2 separate regions of the Homo sapiens genome follow, and region 1 is linked to region 2. Evidence: chromatin loops called from intact Hi-C (ENCODE). Cell type or tissue: heart left ventricle. All regions are shown on one strand. Links, peaks and the distances in the headings refer to the core of each region. The heading gives the core; the rest is flanking DNA. Region 1 has its middle 24 kb from the start of MIR1299. Region 2 overlaps LOC107986997 (a long non-coding RNA gene).

The links. Hi-C counts contacts between places; a loop is a spot of excess contacts. Peaks named below come from ENCODE experiments on the same cell type or tissue, not always from the same donor. Only the 100,000 strongest peaks of a DNase experiment are listed, where the experiment ranks them.
Region 1: it touches region 2 in a loop (5-fold over the local background); 3 of 110 quality-filtered maps call a loop at or near these places.

The regions. Positions count from the first base shown.
Region 1 is chr9:40,900,896-40,909,239 of GRCh38, forward strand. No RefSeq gene overlaps it. Among named protein-coding and RNA genes, the nearest start is that of MIR1299, 24 kb to the right of the region's middle. RefSeq lists an enhancer at 599-1,100. In heart left ventricle, for the core only: no CTCF peak of the experiment used is centred there; no DNase peak of the experiment used is centred there.
Region 2 is chr9:40,946,989-40,955,332 of GRCh38, forward strand. It overlaps LOC107986997 (a long non-coding RNA gene), which reads right to left. Exons shown (of 2, transcript XR_001746463.3): 2 at 1-6,870. Among named protein-coding and RNA genes, the nearest start is that of MIR1299, 22 kb to the left of the region's middle. In heart left ventricle, for the core only: no CTCF peak of the experiment used is centred there; a DNase peak (open chromatin) is centred at 5,023.

The DNA.
Region 1 (8,344 bases), core at 153-8,152, 46 kb before region 2:
TGAAAATTTCTTTTGATTCAACAGTTTGGAAACACTCTTTTTGTAGAATCTGCAAGTTGACAGTTGGAGCACTTTGCAGCCTGTGGAAGAAAAGGAAATATCTTCACATAAAGTCTAGACAGAAACAATCTGAGAAACTTCTCTCTGACATGTGCATTCATCTCACAGAGTTAAACATTTCTTTTGATTGAGGAGTTTTGAAACTCTCTTTTTGCAGAATCTGCAAGTGGACAGTTGGAGCCCTTTGAGGCCTATGGTGGAAAAGGAAATATCTTCACATAAAAACTAGACAGAAGAATTATGAGAAACTTCTTTGTGATACGTGTGTTCATCTCACAGAGTTGAACTTTTCTTTTGATTGAGCAGTTTGGAAACACTCTTTTTGTACAACCTGCAAGTGTACATTTGGTGCACTCTGTGGCCTACAGTAGAAAAGGAAATACCTTCACATAAAACCTAGACAGAAGCAATCTGAGAAACTTCTTTGTGATATGTGTATTCAACTCACAGAGTTAAACCTTTCTTTTGATTGAGCAGTTCTGAAACTCTTTCTGTAGAATCTTCAAGTGGACATTTGGAGCGGTTTGAGGCCTATGGTGGAAAAGTAAATATCTTCACATAAAAACTGGACAGAAGAATTCTGAGAAACTTCTTTGTGATATGTGAATTCGTCTCACAGAGTTGAGCCTTTCTTTTGATTGAGCAGTTTGGAATCACTCTTTTTGTAGAATCTGCAAGTGGACATTTGGAGTGCTTTGCGGCCTGTTGTAGAAAGGGAAATATCTTCATATCACATCTAGACAGAAGCAATCTGAGAAACTTCTTTATGATGTGTGCATTCATCTCATAGAGTTAAACCTTTCTTTTGATTGAGCAGTTTTGAAACTCTCTTTTTGTAGAAACTGCAAGTGGACATTTGGAGCGCTTTGAGGCCTATGGTGGAAAAGGAAATATCTTCACATAAAAACTAGACAGAAGAATTCTGAGAAACTTCTTTGTGATTTGTGCATTCATCTCACAGAGTTAAACTTTTCTTTTTATTGAGCAGTTTGGAAAGCCTCTGTTTGTAGAATCTGCAAGTGGATATTTGGAACGCTTTGCAGCCTATAGTAGAAAAGGAAATATCTTCACATAAAATCTAGAAAGAAGCAATCTGTGAAACTTCTTTGTGATGTGTGCATTCATCTCACAGAGTTAAGCCTTTCTTTTGACTGACCAGTTTTGAAACTCTCTTTTTGTAGTATCTGTAAGTGGACAATCTGAACACTTGGAGGCCTCAGCTGGAAAAGGAAATATCTTCATGTAAAACTAGACAGAAGAATTCTGAGAAACTTCATTGTGATATGTGCGTTCATCTCACAGAGTTGAAGCTTTCTTTTTATTAAGCAGATTGGAAACACGCTTTTTGTAGAATCTGCAACTGGACAGTTAGAGCGATTTGTGGCCTACTGTAGAAAAGGAAACATCTTCACATAAAATCCAGACAGAAGCAATCTGAAAAACTTCTTTGTGATGTGTGCATTCATCTCACAGAGTTAACCCTTCCTTTTGATTGAGGCGTTTTGAAACTCTCTTTTTGTGGAATCTGCAAGTGGACATTTGGAGCGTCTTCAGGCCTATGGTGGAAAGGAAATATCTTCACTTAAAAACTAGACAGAAGAATTCTGAGAAAATTCTTTGTGATGTGTGCATTCATCTCACAGACTTGAGCCTTTCTTTTGATTGAGCAGTTTGAAAACACTCTTTTTGTAAAATCTGCAAGTGGACATTTGGAGTGCTTTGCAGCCTTTGCTAGAAAAGGAAATATCTTCACATAGAATCTAGACAGAAGCAATCTGAGAAACTTCTTTGTGATGCATGCATTCGTCTCACAGAGTTCAACATTTCTTTTGATTGAGCAATTTGGAAACACTCTTTTTGTAGAATCTGCAGGTAGATATTTGGAGCACGTTGCGGCCTGTGGTAGAAAAGGAAATATCTTCACATAAAATCTGCACAGAAGCAACCTGAGAAACTTCTTTGTGATGTGTGCATTCATCTAATAGAGTTAAAACTTCATCTTGATTGAGCAGTTTTGAAACTCTCTTTTTGTAGAATGTGGTAGTGGACATTTGGAGTGCTTTGAGTCTTATGATTAAAAAGGAAATATCATCACACAAAAACTAGACTGAAGAATTTGGAGAAACTTTTTTTGTGATGCGTGCATTCATTGATCAGAGTTGAACATGACTTTTGATTGAGCAGTTTGGAAACACTCTTTTTGTTGAATCTACAAGTGGACATTTGGAGCGCTTTGCAGCCTACGGTAGAAAAGGAAATATCTTCACATAAAATCTAGACAGAAACAATCTGAGAAACTTCCCTGTGATGTGTGCATTCATCTCACAGAGTTCAACTTTTCTTTTGATTGAGCAGTTTGGAAACACTCTTTTTGTAGAAACTGCAAGTGGACATTTGGTGCACTTTGAGGCCTACGGTAGAAAAGGATATATCTTCATATAAAATGTAGACAGAAGCAATCTGAGAAACTTCTTTGCAATGTGTGCATTCATCTCACAGAGTTAAACCTTTCTTTTGATTGAACAGCTTTGAAACTCTTTTTGTACAATCTACAAGAGTACATTTGGAACGCTTCGAGGCCTATGGTGGAAAAGGAAATATCTTCACATAAAAACTAGACAGAAAAATTCTGAGAAATTTCTTTGTGATGTGTGAACTCATGTCACAGAGTTAAACCTTTCTTTTGATTGAGCAGTTTCAAAACTCTTTTTGTAGAATCTGCAAGTGGACATTTTTAGCGCTTTGAGGCCTATGGTGGAAAGGAAATATCTTCACATAAAAACTGGACAGAAGAATTCTGAGAAAGTTCTTTGTGATGTGTGCGTTTGTCTCACAGAGTTGAACCTTTCTTTCAATTGAGCAGTGTGGAAACACTGTTTTTGTAGAACCTGCAAATGGACATTTGGAGTGCTTTGTGGCCTATGGTAGAAAAGGAATTATCTTCACATAAAATCTAGACAGAAGCTATCTGAGAAACTTCTTTGTGACTTGTGCATTCATCTCGTGGAGTTAAACCTTTCTTTTGATTGAGCAGTTTTGAAACTCTCTTTTTGCAGAATCTGCAAGAGTACATTTGGAACGCTTTGAGGCCTATGGTGGAAAATGAAATATCTTCACATAAAAACTAGACAGAATAATTCTGAGAAACTTCTTTGTGATGTGTGCATTCATCTCACAATGTTAAACCTTTCTTTTGATTGAGCAGTTTTGAAACTCTTTTTGTAGAATCTGCACGTGGACATTTTTAGCCTTTGAGGCCTATGGTGGCAAGGAAATATCTTCAGATAAAAACTGGACAGAAGCAATCTGAGAAACTTCTTTGTTATGTGTGCATTCATCTCACAGAGTTGAACCTTTCTTTTGATTGAGCAGTTTGGAAACACTCTTTTTGTAGAATCTGCAAGTGAACATTTGAAGCGCTTTGCAGCCTATGGTAGAAAAGGAATTGTCTTCACATAAAATCTAGAGAGAAGCAAAACTTTCTTTTGATTGAGTAGTTTTGAAACTCTCTTTTCGTAGAAACTGCAAGTGGACATATGGAGCGCTTTGAGGCCTAAGCTCTAAAAGGAAATAACTTCCCATAAAAACTAGACAGAAGAATTCTGAGAAACTTCTTGTGATGTGTGAGTTCATCTCACAGAGTTGAACCTTTCTTTTATTGAGCAGTTTGGAAACTCTCTTTTTGTGGAATCTGCAAGTGGACACTTGGAGCGCTTTGCCGCCTGTGGTAGAAAAGGAAATATATTCACATAAAATCTAGACAGAAGCAATCTGAGAAACTTCTTTGTGATGTGTGCATTCATCTCACAGAGTTAAACTTTTCTTTTGCTTGAGAAATTTAGAAAGCTTCTGTTTGTAGAATCTGCAAGTGGACATTTAGAGCACTTTGCTGCCTATGGTAGAAAAGGAAATATCTTCACATAAAATCTAGACTGAAGCAATCTGAGAAAATTCTTCGTGATGTGTGCATTCATCTGACAGAGTTGAACCTTTCTTTTGATTGAGCAGTTTGGAAACACTCTTTTAGTAGAATCTGCAAGTGGATATTTGGGGCCCTTGGGGTCTGAATGATTGTCCCTCACATAGGATTGGTGAACACTGCTGCTGGGGTCTGAATGTTTGTCCCTCACATAGGATCCCAGAACACTGCTGCTGGGGTCTATATGTATGTCCGTCACGTGGGATTCCAAAACACTGCTGCTGGGTTCTGACTGTTTCTCCCTCTCATAGAATTCCATAGCACTGCGACGAGGTTCTGAATGTTTGTCCGTAACATAGGATTCCAGAACCCCCCGCCTGTTGTTTAAATGTTTGTCCCTCACATTGGATTCCAGAACACTGCTGCTGGATTCTGAATGTTTGTCACTCACAGAGGATTCCAGAACACTGCTACTATTGTCTGAATGTTTGTCCCTCACATAGGATTCTAGAACCCTCCTAAGAGTGTGTGAATGTTTGTTCCTCACATAGATTTCCAGATCACTGCTACGATTGTCTGAATGTTTGTCCTACACTTAGGATTCCAGAACACTGCTATGACAGTCGAATGATTGTCCCTCACACAGAATTCCAGAACACTGCTACGAGGGTCTGAATGATTGTCCCTCACATAGGATTCGAGGACACTGCTGCTGGGGTCTGAATGTTTTTCCCTCACATAGGATCCTAGAACACTGTTGCTGGGGTCTACATGTGTGTCTGTCACATAGGATTCCAAAACACTGCTGCTGGGTTCTGACTGTTTTTCCCTGACATAGAATTCAAGAACACTGCGACGAGGTTCTGAATGTTTGTCCGTAACATAGGATTCCAGAACGCCCCCTCCCCGTAGCTTAAATGTTTGTCCCTCACATTGGATTCCAGAACACTGCTACGATCGTCTGAATGTTTGTCCTTCACATAGGATTCCAAAACATTGCTACGGGGGTCTGAATGTTTGTTCTTCACATAGGATTCCAGAACACTCCTGCTGTGTTCTGAATGTTAGTTCCTCCTATAGGATTCACGAACACTGTCACGAGGTTCTGAATGTTTGTTCCGCACATAGGAATCCAAAACACTCCTGCTGTGTTCCGAGTGTTTGTCCCTCACATGGGATTCCAGAACAATCCTGCCGTGGTCTGAATGTGAGTCCCTCACATAGGTTTCTGGAACACTGCTGCTGGGTTCTGTGTGTTTCTCCCTCACGTAGAATTCCATAACACTGTGAAGAGATTATTAATGGTTGTCCGTAACATAGGATTCCAGAACAATCTCGGTGTTGTTTGAATGTTTTTCCCTTACATAGGTTTCCAGAACACTGCTACGTTTGTCTGAATGTTTGTCCCTCACATAGGATTCCAGAACACTGCTGGGAGGGTCTGAATGTTTTTCCCTCACATGGGATTCCAGAACACTGCTATGATTGTCTGAATGTTTGTCCCTCACTTAGGATTCCAGAACACAGCCACGAGGGTCTGAATGATTGTCCCTCACATGGGATTACAGAACAATCCTGCTGTGTTCTGAATGTTTGCCCCTCACATATAGTTACAGAACACTGCTGCTGGGTTCTGAGTGGTTGTCCATCACATGGGATTCCAGAACACACCTATGAGGGTCTGATTGTTTTTCTCTTACAAAGGATTACAGAACACTGCTGCTGGGGTCTAAAAGTTTCTCCATCACACACTATTCCAGAGCATTGCTATGAGGGTCTGAATGTTTGTCCCTCATTTAGAATTCCACAACACTTCTGCTGGGGTGTGAATGTTTGTCCCTCACACAAAATTCCAGAACACTGCTATGACGATCTGAATGACTGTCCCTCATTTAGGATTCCAAAACACTCCTGTTGTTTTCTGAGTGTTTGTCCCTCACCTAGGATTCCAGAACTATCCTCCTGTTGTCAGAATGTTTGTCTCTCACATAGGGTTTCAGAACACTGCTGCTGGGTTCTGAGTGTTTCTCCCTCACATAGGATTCCAGAACACTGCTACAAGGGTCTGAATGTTTGACCCTCACATAGGATCCCAGAACACTGCTGCTAGGGTCTAGATTTTTGTCCATCACACCGGATTCCAGAACCCTCCTAAGAGGGTCTGAATGTCTGTTCCTCACAGGGAATTCCAGAACACTCCTGCTGTGGTCTCAATGTTTTTCCCTCACACAGTACTACAGAACACTGCTACAGGAGTCAGAATGTTTGTCCCTCACGCAGAATTCCAGAACACTGGCACGAGTGTCTGAATGATTGGCCCTCACATAGGATTCCAGAACACTGTCGCTGGGGTCGTAATGTTTGTCCCTCACATAGGATTCCAGAACACTGCTTTTGGGTTCTGAGTGTTTCTCGCTCACATAGAATTCCAGAACACTGCGATGAGGGTCTAGAATGTTTGTCCATAACATAGGATTCCTGAACAATCCCGCTGTTGTTTGAATGTTTGTCCCTCACATAGGATTACGGAACACTGCTACGATTGTCTGAATGTTTGTCCCTCACATAGCATTCCAGAACACTGCTACGACTGTCTGAACGTTTATTCCTCACAGGGGATTCCAGAACACTCCTGCTATGGCCTGGATGATTGTCCCTCACATAGGATTCCAGAACACTGCTATGAGGGTCTGAAAGTTTGTGCTTGACACAGAATTCCAGAACACTGCTACGAGGGTCTGAATGACTGTCCCTCACATAGGATTCCAAAACACTGCTGCTGGGGTCTACATGTATGTCCGTCACATAGGATTCCAGAACACTGCTATTGGGTTCTGACTGTTTCTCCCTCACATAGAATTCCAGAACATTGTGACGAGCGTCTGAATGTTTGTCCGCAACATAGGATTCCAGAACACTCTCGCTCTTGTTTGTATGTTTGTCCCTCACATAGGATTCCAGAACACTGCTGCTGGTGTCCGAATGTTTGTCCCTCACATATGATTCCAGAACACTGCTTCGATTGTCTGAATGTCGGTCCCTCACATAGGAATCTAAAACGTTGCTATGTGGGTCTGAACGTTTGTTCCTCACATAGAATTCCATAACACTGCTGCTATTGTCTGAATGTTTGTACCTTACATAGGATTCCAGAACTCTGCTTCGAGGATCTGAATGTTTGTTCCTCACATAGGATTTCAGAACCCTGCTGCTGTGGTCTAAATCTTTGTCCATCACATAGGATTCCAGAACACTGCTAGGAGGGTCTGAATGTTTTTCCCACAGTGGGGATTCCAGAACTGTGTGGTCTGAATGTTTGTCCTTCATACAGGATTCCCAAACACTGCTATGAGGGAATGAATGTTTGTCCCTCACAAAGGATTCCAGAAAATTGCTACGATTGTCTCAGTGTTTGCCCCCACATAGGATTCTGGAACACAGCTACGAGGGTTTGATTGTTTGGCCCTCACGTAGGATTCCAAAACATTCCTATGGTTTTCTGAGGGTTTCTCCCTCACATAGGATTGCAGAACAATCCTGCCGTGTTCTGAATGTTTGTCCCTCATACAGAGTTCCAGAACACTGCTGCTTGGTTCTGAATGTTTGTCCCTCACATAGGATTCCAGAACACTGCTTCGAGGGTCTGAATGTTTGTTCCTCACATAGGATTCCAGAACATTGCTGCTGGGGTCTAAATGTTTGTCCCTCACATAGGATTCCAGAACACTGGTATGGGGGTCTGAATGTTGGATCCTCACAGGGGATTCCAGAATACTCCTGCTGTGGTCTGAATGTTTGTCAATCACATGGGATTCCAGAACACTGCTACGAGGGTCTGAATGTTTGTCCCTCACATAGGATACTAAAACACTCCTGCAGTATTCTGAGAGTTCGTTCCTCACATAGAATTCCAGAGCATACCTGCTTTGGCCTGAATCTTTGTCCCTTACATAATTTTCCAGAACACCGCTGCTTGTTTCTGAGAGTTGGTCTCTCAGATAGGATACCAGAACACTGCTACGAGGGTCTCAATGTTTGTCCCTCACATTGCATTCCAGAGCACTGCTGGCGTCTAAATGTTTGTCCATCACATAGGATTTCAGAACACTGTTAGGGGTCTGAATGTCTGTTCCTCACAGGAGATTCCAGAACACTCCTGCTGTGGTCTGAATGATTGTCCCTCACATAGGATTCCAGAACACTGCTATGGGGGTCTGAATGTTTATCCCTCATGAAGAATTCCAGGACACTGCTACGACGATCTGAATGTTTGTCCCTCACATAGGATTCCAAAACACTCCTGCTGTTTTCTGAGTGTATATCCCTCACATCGGAGTCCAGAACAATCCTGCTGTTGTCTGAATG
Region 2 (8,344 bases), core at 319-8,318:
GCAAGAGTCACCTTTACTCCAGTTCCCAACGAGTTCTTCATCTCCATATGAGACCACCTCAGCCTGGACTTCATTGTCCATGTCACTATCAGCATTTTCCTCAAAACCATTCTGCAAGTCTCTAGGAAGTTCCAAACTTCCTCACATTTTTCTGTCTTCTTCCGAACCCTGCAAACTGTTCAACCTCTGCCTGTTACCCAGTTCCAAATTCACTTCCACATTTTTAGATATCCTTATAGCAACGCCCCACTACCTCAGTACCAATTTACTGTATCAGTCCATTCTCATGCTGCTAATAAAGACATAACCAAGCTTGGGTAATTTATAAAGGAAAGAGGTTTAATTGACTCACAGTTCATCATAGCTGGGGAGGCCTCAGGAAACTTTCAAGCATGGTAGAATGTGAAGGGGAAGCAAGTCACCTTCTTCACGAGGTGGCAGGAAGGAGAAGCGCAAGCAAAGGGGGAAAAGCTCCTTATAAAACCATCAGATCTTGTGAGAACTCACTCACTATCATGAGAAGAGCATGGGGGTAACTGCCTCCATGATTCAATTACCTCTCCCTGGGTCCCCATCATGATATGTGAGGATTATGAGAACTACAATTCAAGATGAGATTTGGTTGGAGACACAGCCAAACCATATCATGGGGTCTCACTTTATTGCCCCGGCTGATTTCAAACTCCTGGGCTCAAGTGATCCTCCTGATTTGGCCTCCCAAAGTGCTGGGAATACAGGCATGAGCCACCATGCCCAGTCCTAAAGTCTAAATTCTTAACATCTAAAATCCAGAAAATCACAATCACAGGAGAGTTGTACCACGTTAGTTGCATCATGTTAGGTACAACTGTTGCTTTGTTTTCTTTTTATTTGGAAATTATGTATGGTTTAAGGAGGTCCATATGGGTGCCACATCTACAAGGGGTGGACTTGCAGACTTAATTTCAGGTGTCAACTTGACTGGATTAAGGAATCCCTGGAAAGCTGGGAAAGCATTATTTTGGGTATGACTGTGATGGTTTTCTCAGAAGAGATCAGTGTGTGGGTCTGAGCAGACTAGGTGGGGAAGATCTGCTGTCACTGTTTTGAATGTCTTGAATATCACAGAAGAAGTTAAAATGAAAGTTAAAAATGAACAAAATCTTGTCTGCCAAATTATGTAATCATGTACCAAGCACCTCTACACGTAGCACCATGCTTGCCTTCACAAAATGCCTTTTGTCAGATAATAAAAATAGTTCAACAAATTCAGTGGCCTTCTGAGCCAGACACCTTCTGGCACAGAGCTTCCTCCAGTGCTACAAGATATATTAAATCATGAACTATTCTTGATTAGGGATTTGACTGTCAAAAAAGATAAACATATTTGTTTAACATAACAAAACTGGTGCATGTTTCACTTTGGCTGATGAACGGCACTTTCAAAACTGTCCCCAGTGGGTTTTTTAAATCGACTTTATGCAGTTTATGCCCCCATTGGATTACAAAATTCTGTAATTTAAACTGCACGTTTATGGTTTAATAACTGGAAAAAGTGAAGTACTTTATAAAAGCTTATTTGAAGATTTGGATGGCTTTGCAGAAGAAAATAGATTTCAATTGGATCCCCAAATTATAATGACAAGTTTTTAATTAGGTGTGATCAAAGCTTCTAAAAGTGAATTGCAAGTTGTTACCAGTAAAATTTATATCTTCCATTCAGCCCAGCTCATTTGCCAGAAAATTCAGGTGAGTGGATTGGCCAGGCCATATGGCAATGATGAAAATTTTAGTTTAAAAATGTGTCATTTGTCTGTATTGGCATTCCTTCCACCTGATAAAATTCCAGGAGCTTTTGATAAATTAAAACCACAATTGCCTGAAGAAGCCAGAAATATTACATACTGGTTTGAAAATAATGATGTGCAAGGTAGGATAAGAGTCATTTAGGCAATGGTGTTGCTGTTCAATCAAGAGTATTGTTTCTGCCAAATGAGTGGCCTGTATATGAGGGCCTGCAAAATGGATTTCCACATACTCAAAACAATAGACAAGAAAGGCATAGAAGATTGGAAAATGTAACAGGAAATGCTCATGTCAGTGTGTATCAAATTACAGAAGAATTTCAAAAAGAGCAGTGCCACGTAGAAAATGAATGTGAATGTATTTTATGAGGAGAGTCAAATCCTAAAAACAAAAAAGGCAACAATTCATCGTGATGCAAGACTTCAAAATATAGTTAATGATCATGAAAGTCAGCGAGCTATGATGAACTCTGCAATTGCTCATAATCTATCCATGTAATATACTTTTTATATGTCAATTTTCTTTTTAGTGTTTCTTTTTCCATTTTTTCCACTATTTTAAATTGTCAGCATTATTTTTTACAACTTGCTATGCTATGTATTTCATCTTAGTATCATTTCCAATACTGGAGGTATAAATTTTGCAAAGACTTTTAGAGAGTTCTAATTTGTTTTATGCATTTTTTTTTTTTTTTTGCAAATTTGACTCCACAACAGTGTATTATCACAACACTGACTTTGTGTGTAAGCATTGTACATGTACATAAAAACATTAAAATTTCCTCAATAAATGAGAAGATATCCTTTTGCACATTTGCATTTGGGAAAGAGAAAATTCCTTAGGATCTCAGCTCTTTGACTGAATATTACATGGTGACCCATCCCAGCTTTTGATGAATCTGGTCAAAAGACTTAGGTTGTCTGTCACAGTATTCCAGATGACCTAAGTTATAAAGCTGAGTTCACCCAGTTACCAACCACGCTTTTATACATTTTGCTTTTTGACCCATTTCTTTACAAATACAACTCATCTGCTCATTACCATTATACCCGTGAGACTATCGTTAGCATACCTGAGTTTTACGCTTGCAAATATATGCATGTTATTATTGCCTATTGATTGTGTAAAGTGGCCTAGGAAGGGTTCTGTTGTGTTTTTATAAGTTTCTCAAATAAATTCCATCTTAAAAATATAAATAAATGTTTTTTGTTTTTGTTGTTAGACAGAGTCTCACTCTGTCGCCCAGGCTGGAGTGCAGTGGTGCGATTGCGGCTCACTGTAACCTCCACCTCCTGGGTCCAAGCGATTCTCCTGCCTCAGCCTCCCGAGTAGCTGGGACTACTGGCACCCGTCATGATGCCTGGCTAATTTTTTGTATTTTTAGTAAAGATGGGGTTTCACCGTGTTAGCCAGGATGGTCTCCATCTCCTGACTTTGTGATCCACCCGCCTCGGCCTCCAAAGGTGCTGGGATTAAAGGCATGAGCCACCATGTGCTGCCCAATAAATGCTTCTTAAAGAATGTGTTAATAATTTTTTTCCAGAATTGTATTTTGAGAATTTTGTTTTTTTAGGATTGTAATTTTCAGGATTTTAGACTGTACAGATTTAGATCTTATGGGACTTCAACATTTGGGATTATGACGTTCAGGATTGTGTCTTCCTGGGCTGTGGCCCAAACCCGTGTGGTCCAACACTATTTCACACAAGAGGAAAGCAAACCACGTGCATAGATGCAATGAAGGCTTAAATGGGCGTCACGTATAGATTATATCCCAGGAAAACATGATTAAGATGATACATGGCGACTTTTTTTCCCAGTGAAAAAGATCCACATTCTTTTTCTTGTGTGGAATTAAACACAATTTCTGAATCAATGTAAGTGTATGCAAATCACCATATTCACTTAGCTGATGCTCCTTTATTAACAGGAATAGAAGGGAGGTCATTCGAAGAGATGATGGCGCGGGACCCAGGACCTGAGGAAGCTGCAGTGGGTGAAGGGGAGAAACAGAGGAGCAGGGGCTGGAGAAAGAGTGGGAAATCATCAACTACCCTCCTTACTCCTGGTGTCTGGTGTTCGGAACCCAGAGGTCTTCTCTAGGGCCTCGGAGAAGCTTCCAAGTCTGTTCATTTCTCTTTCCCCACGCCTGCTTGTATCACAAATAAAGAAATTATTGACAACTGAGTTCCTGACTAGTTGGCACGATTTTAGGGACCCTTCACCTCATCCGAGCCTCATGAAGGTAGTGGGAGTCCCATGGGTTAGTTAGCAATAGTCCTTGAGATTATTTGGTCATATAAATAATCAAAAAACTCATAGTCATCTTGCTTTTCTCATAATGCCCAGCTGGGGGATGGTGGGGGCAGGGAGGACTGGAGTGAGAAGAGATAGAACCAGAGCTGGCTTTCATGTATGGGACTCTCCAGAGCAATCAGGCCTAAGTACAACCAAGAGGGGTCTTGAAGCAGCTCTGGCGAGGGCAGCCTGGGCTTAGGCCCCAGCTCACACCAAGCACGTCACCTGTCGGACTGAGAAGCTTAAGCAATGTGTTTCTGTTTTTGTTTTTGTTTTCTGGTAAAGAATTCAACGTCATTAGCTACATTCACAATGCTGTGCAGTCATCACCACTATCCATTTCCGAAACATTCTATCATCCCAGATAGGAACTCTGTGCCCATTAGACACTAACCTCGCCCATTTCCACCTCCTGCCATTCCTGAAAACCTCTATTCTACTTTGTGTCTCTATTAATTTGCCTGTTCCAGGTTCTTCATATAGATGGAATCAGGTAGTCTTTGTTTGATGTCTCACTTAGCATAATGTTTTTATCTATGTGGTAGCAAGTATCAGAATTCCCTCCCTTTTCAAAGATCACTAATATTCCATTTTACATCTATACCACATTTTGTTTATCCATCTATCCCTCAATAGACTTTTTAGGTTGTTTCCATTTTGTGGTTCCTGTAAATAAGGCTGCTGTAATGCTGCAATGAACACAGGTGTAGCAGGCAGGTGTGGTGGCATGCGCCTGTAGTTCCTGCTACTCAGATCACTTGAGCCCAGGGGTCCTGAGCTGCAGTGTGCAGTGTTGATCAGACATCTGCACGAAATTAGACATTAGTACAGTGACCTCATGGGATAAGGGACTACCAGGTTGCCTAAGGAGGGGCGAACCGGCATGGATTGGAGACAAAGCAGGGCACAACTCCCAGTTTGACCAGCAGGGGGTCATGCCTGTGGACAGCCCCGCAGCAGGGAGATCCTGCCTGTGGACAGCCCCGCAGCAGGGAAATCGTGCCTGTGGACAGCCCCTCAGCAGGGGGTCATGCCTGTGGACAGCCCCGCAGCAGGGGGTCGTGCCTGTGGACAGCCCCGCAGCAGTGGGTCGTGCCTGTGGACAGCCCTGCAGCAGGGGTCCGTGCCTGTGGACAGCTCCGCAGCAGGGGGATCATGCCTATAAACAGCCTCGCAGCAGGGGTTCATGCCGGTGGACAGCCCCGCAGCAGGGGGTCGTGCCTATAAACAGCCCCTGCACTCCGGCCTGGGAAACACAGTGAGAGCCCATTTATTAAAAAAAAAAGGGGGGGTGGGGAGAGAACACAGGTGTACAAGTATCTGAGTAACTGCTTTCCATTCTTTTGAAGATAGAGATAGGTAGATAAAGATACAGATATAGAGATTTATAGATGTGAGTGGGATTACTGAATCATATGGTAATTCTATGTCTAAATTTTTGAGGAATGGTATGTTTTCCACAGCTGATGTACTATTTTTCATACCCACCCTCAATGCACAAGAGTTACAATTTTTCCACATCCTTGTCAGCACTTGTTATTTTCTGGGTGTTTTTGTTTTGATTTGTTTTGAGGCCGAGTCTCCTTCTGTCTCCAGGCTGCAGTGCAGTGGCGTGATCTCGGCTCACTGCAACCTCCGCCTCCCAGGTTCAAGCGATTCTCGTGCCTCAGCCTCTCAATTAGCTGAGATTACACATGTGTGCCCCCATGCCCGACTAATTGTGTGTGTGTGTGTTGTTTTTTGTTTTATTTTATTTTATTTTTTGGTACAGATGAGATTTCACCATGTTGGCCAGGCTGCTGTCAAACTCCTGACCTCAGGTGATCCCAAAGGGCTGGGATTACAGGTGTGAACCAGCGTGCCTGGCCCCTGATTTTTTTGTTTTTTCTTTTTTGATAGCAGCCATCCTAATGGGTGTGCAGTGTGTGTGTGTGTGTGTGTGTGTGTGTGTGTGTGTGTGTGTTTTAATGTCACATTGGTGATTCTAATGTGTAACCAGGAAAGAAAAGCATGGATTCTGGGTCTCAATTTTTCATCTAGGTAAACCGGAGCAAATAAAACCTATTGAAGAGTTCTCCTGATGATTGAATGAGTTCCCCCATAGAAGGCAAAATCTACAAATGTTTGTTCCTCTCTTACTTCCTTGGAATTCTACTAAACTTCCTGCCTCAACATACAGAGACACTCCCTGAAGCCTAAAACTATGCAGATTTGACACAGGGCTGATTTTAACTTCTGTTTTGCTTTTACCATATAGCTAGCTGCAGATGTCACATGTGTCCTCCATGACATCCAAATAGCACTACACCTGCACCAGCTTTCCTCTCAAATTAACTACTCATCAGTTCTATTATTAAACAAACAAGGAGCAGCTGTAACACTGAACGAATGAGTGGGATTGTGCTTTAAAATTACATCTCTGCCAACACTTTTAGTTTGTTTGTTGAATAACTACAAGTTTTCCAGTTAAATTAATAGAATACATTATACCCATAAAATCCTGAAATACTTGGCAATACACACAACAAAATATTTTACAAGTAGAGAATATAATAAATGTATGACACTTTAGAAATTCATTGAGGTAGGTTTAAACAGTGTTTACTTTTAATTGGTGTGCTTTATTTCATCTCACAGTATTAAGCTGTGGTTTAGTTTATCGGCTGAATACTCACTGTGCAGTCCTTTGTAAAATTTTGGAGGTCCGCAGTAATGTGATTATTGAGCTTCAACAGAATACACAGAAGATCCCAGGAACCACAAACTAATCCATCCACTATGCAGTATCTAAAGTGTTTGCAAAAATAAAAACAAACAGCAACAAAAAAAGAAAACTGAACAACTGACTTGTAGCAAAGCTATCAGGTTAGTGCAAAAGTAATTGTGGTTTTGCCATTGAAAGTAATGAAAGTAATTGAAAGAATAGGTATTCTAGTTGGACATGCTACAATGCATGCCACAACCATGGATCAATTATGTATTGAAAACCCAAACCAACTGAGGATCACTGCTGTGCATTATTCCCATCGTGTCATAATGTGGCAAACTAAAACTAAGGACCTGTAACAAGGGATTTCCAGAGGGAAAGCAAACATTGGTTAAAGCAAAGAAAACTGGCAATTTTCAATGTGCTCAAATCAAACTATTCACATACTTTGTATGCTTCTCTACAAAATCCAGAACTTTTGATAGGATCACCCTTAGGAAAAACTCTAAAGTGAGCAGCTTCTGATCAATAGGTCTCAACTTCTTTTCCCTTCTGTATCACAGACCGTGTGGGTGAATCCATCACATGACTTGATAAGATTTGGCCAGTTGGGAAAGGTCTCTTTAAAGAACTAACACTCAGGCTGGGATCCAGAGCAAAGCACCGTAAACTTGAATGTACATATGAACCACCTGGGGACCTTGTCAACATGCAGATTCTGATTCATTGGATCTAGGGTGGTGCCTGAGCTCTAGCAAGCTCCCAGGGATGCCTATGTGACTTCCTTGGACATCAGTTATAGTAGCAAGAATATAAGCAGATACCAGCCAACAAATCAGGAGTGAACGCATCACGGCCCAGGCAGCCCTGGACCAGGCCAGCTCAGGGATCTGAGAAAAGAGTAACTGGACTGAGGTCTATGAGTGCTTCCATGAGAGGTGAGGCTGAGAAGGTGGACAAGATCTAGGTCAATGTGTTAAGTTCCTACTACATGCAAGGCTAGGCTCTGCATAAACAAAAACAAATAAGGCAAACCTAGTCCTTGCATCTTTAGAGCTTGCAGTCTAGCAGAATTATTTCATGGGTAGAAAATCATTAAATATTTTTTAACGAAGGAGAGACATGATGTAATTGAAATTTTTGAAGAACCTCTCTGGGTGTGCCATAGAGAAGGTATTGGAGAGGCAAAAAGTTGGAAAGAGGAGTATATGTTTGCAGACCAGGTGAAAGATGCAGATGACAGAAGCGGATAATTTTAGCACATATTTTGCAGGTGAAATAACAGTAATTGGTTGCAAATTGTGATGGTAGGGGGGGTTGCAGGAAGAAGAAAGCATCAAGGATGATGATGCTTTCTGGAAGAAGCAAATGGGTAAATGGAGATAATTTTTATGAAGAATGGTAAGGCTGAAAAAGAAATAAACTAACAAAAGGGAAATGATTGAGGAAGTGGCATAGATGTGGGGGCAGAACTCGAGTTTTGAATTCTGATTTTAGGCATGCCTGTGAAAATCCCAGTGGAGATTTCAAGATGGCAGGTGCACATAATGTTTT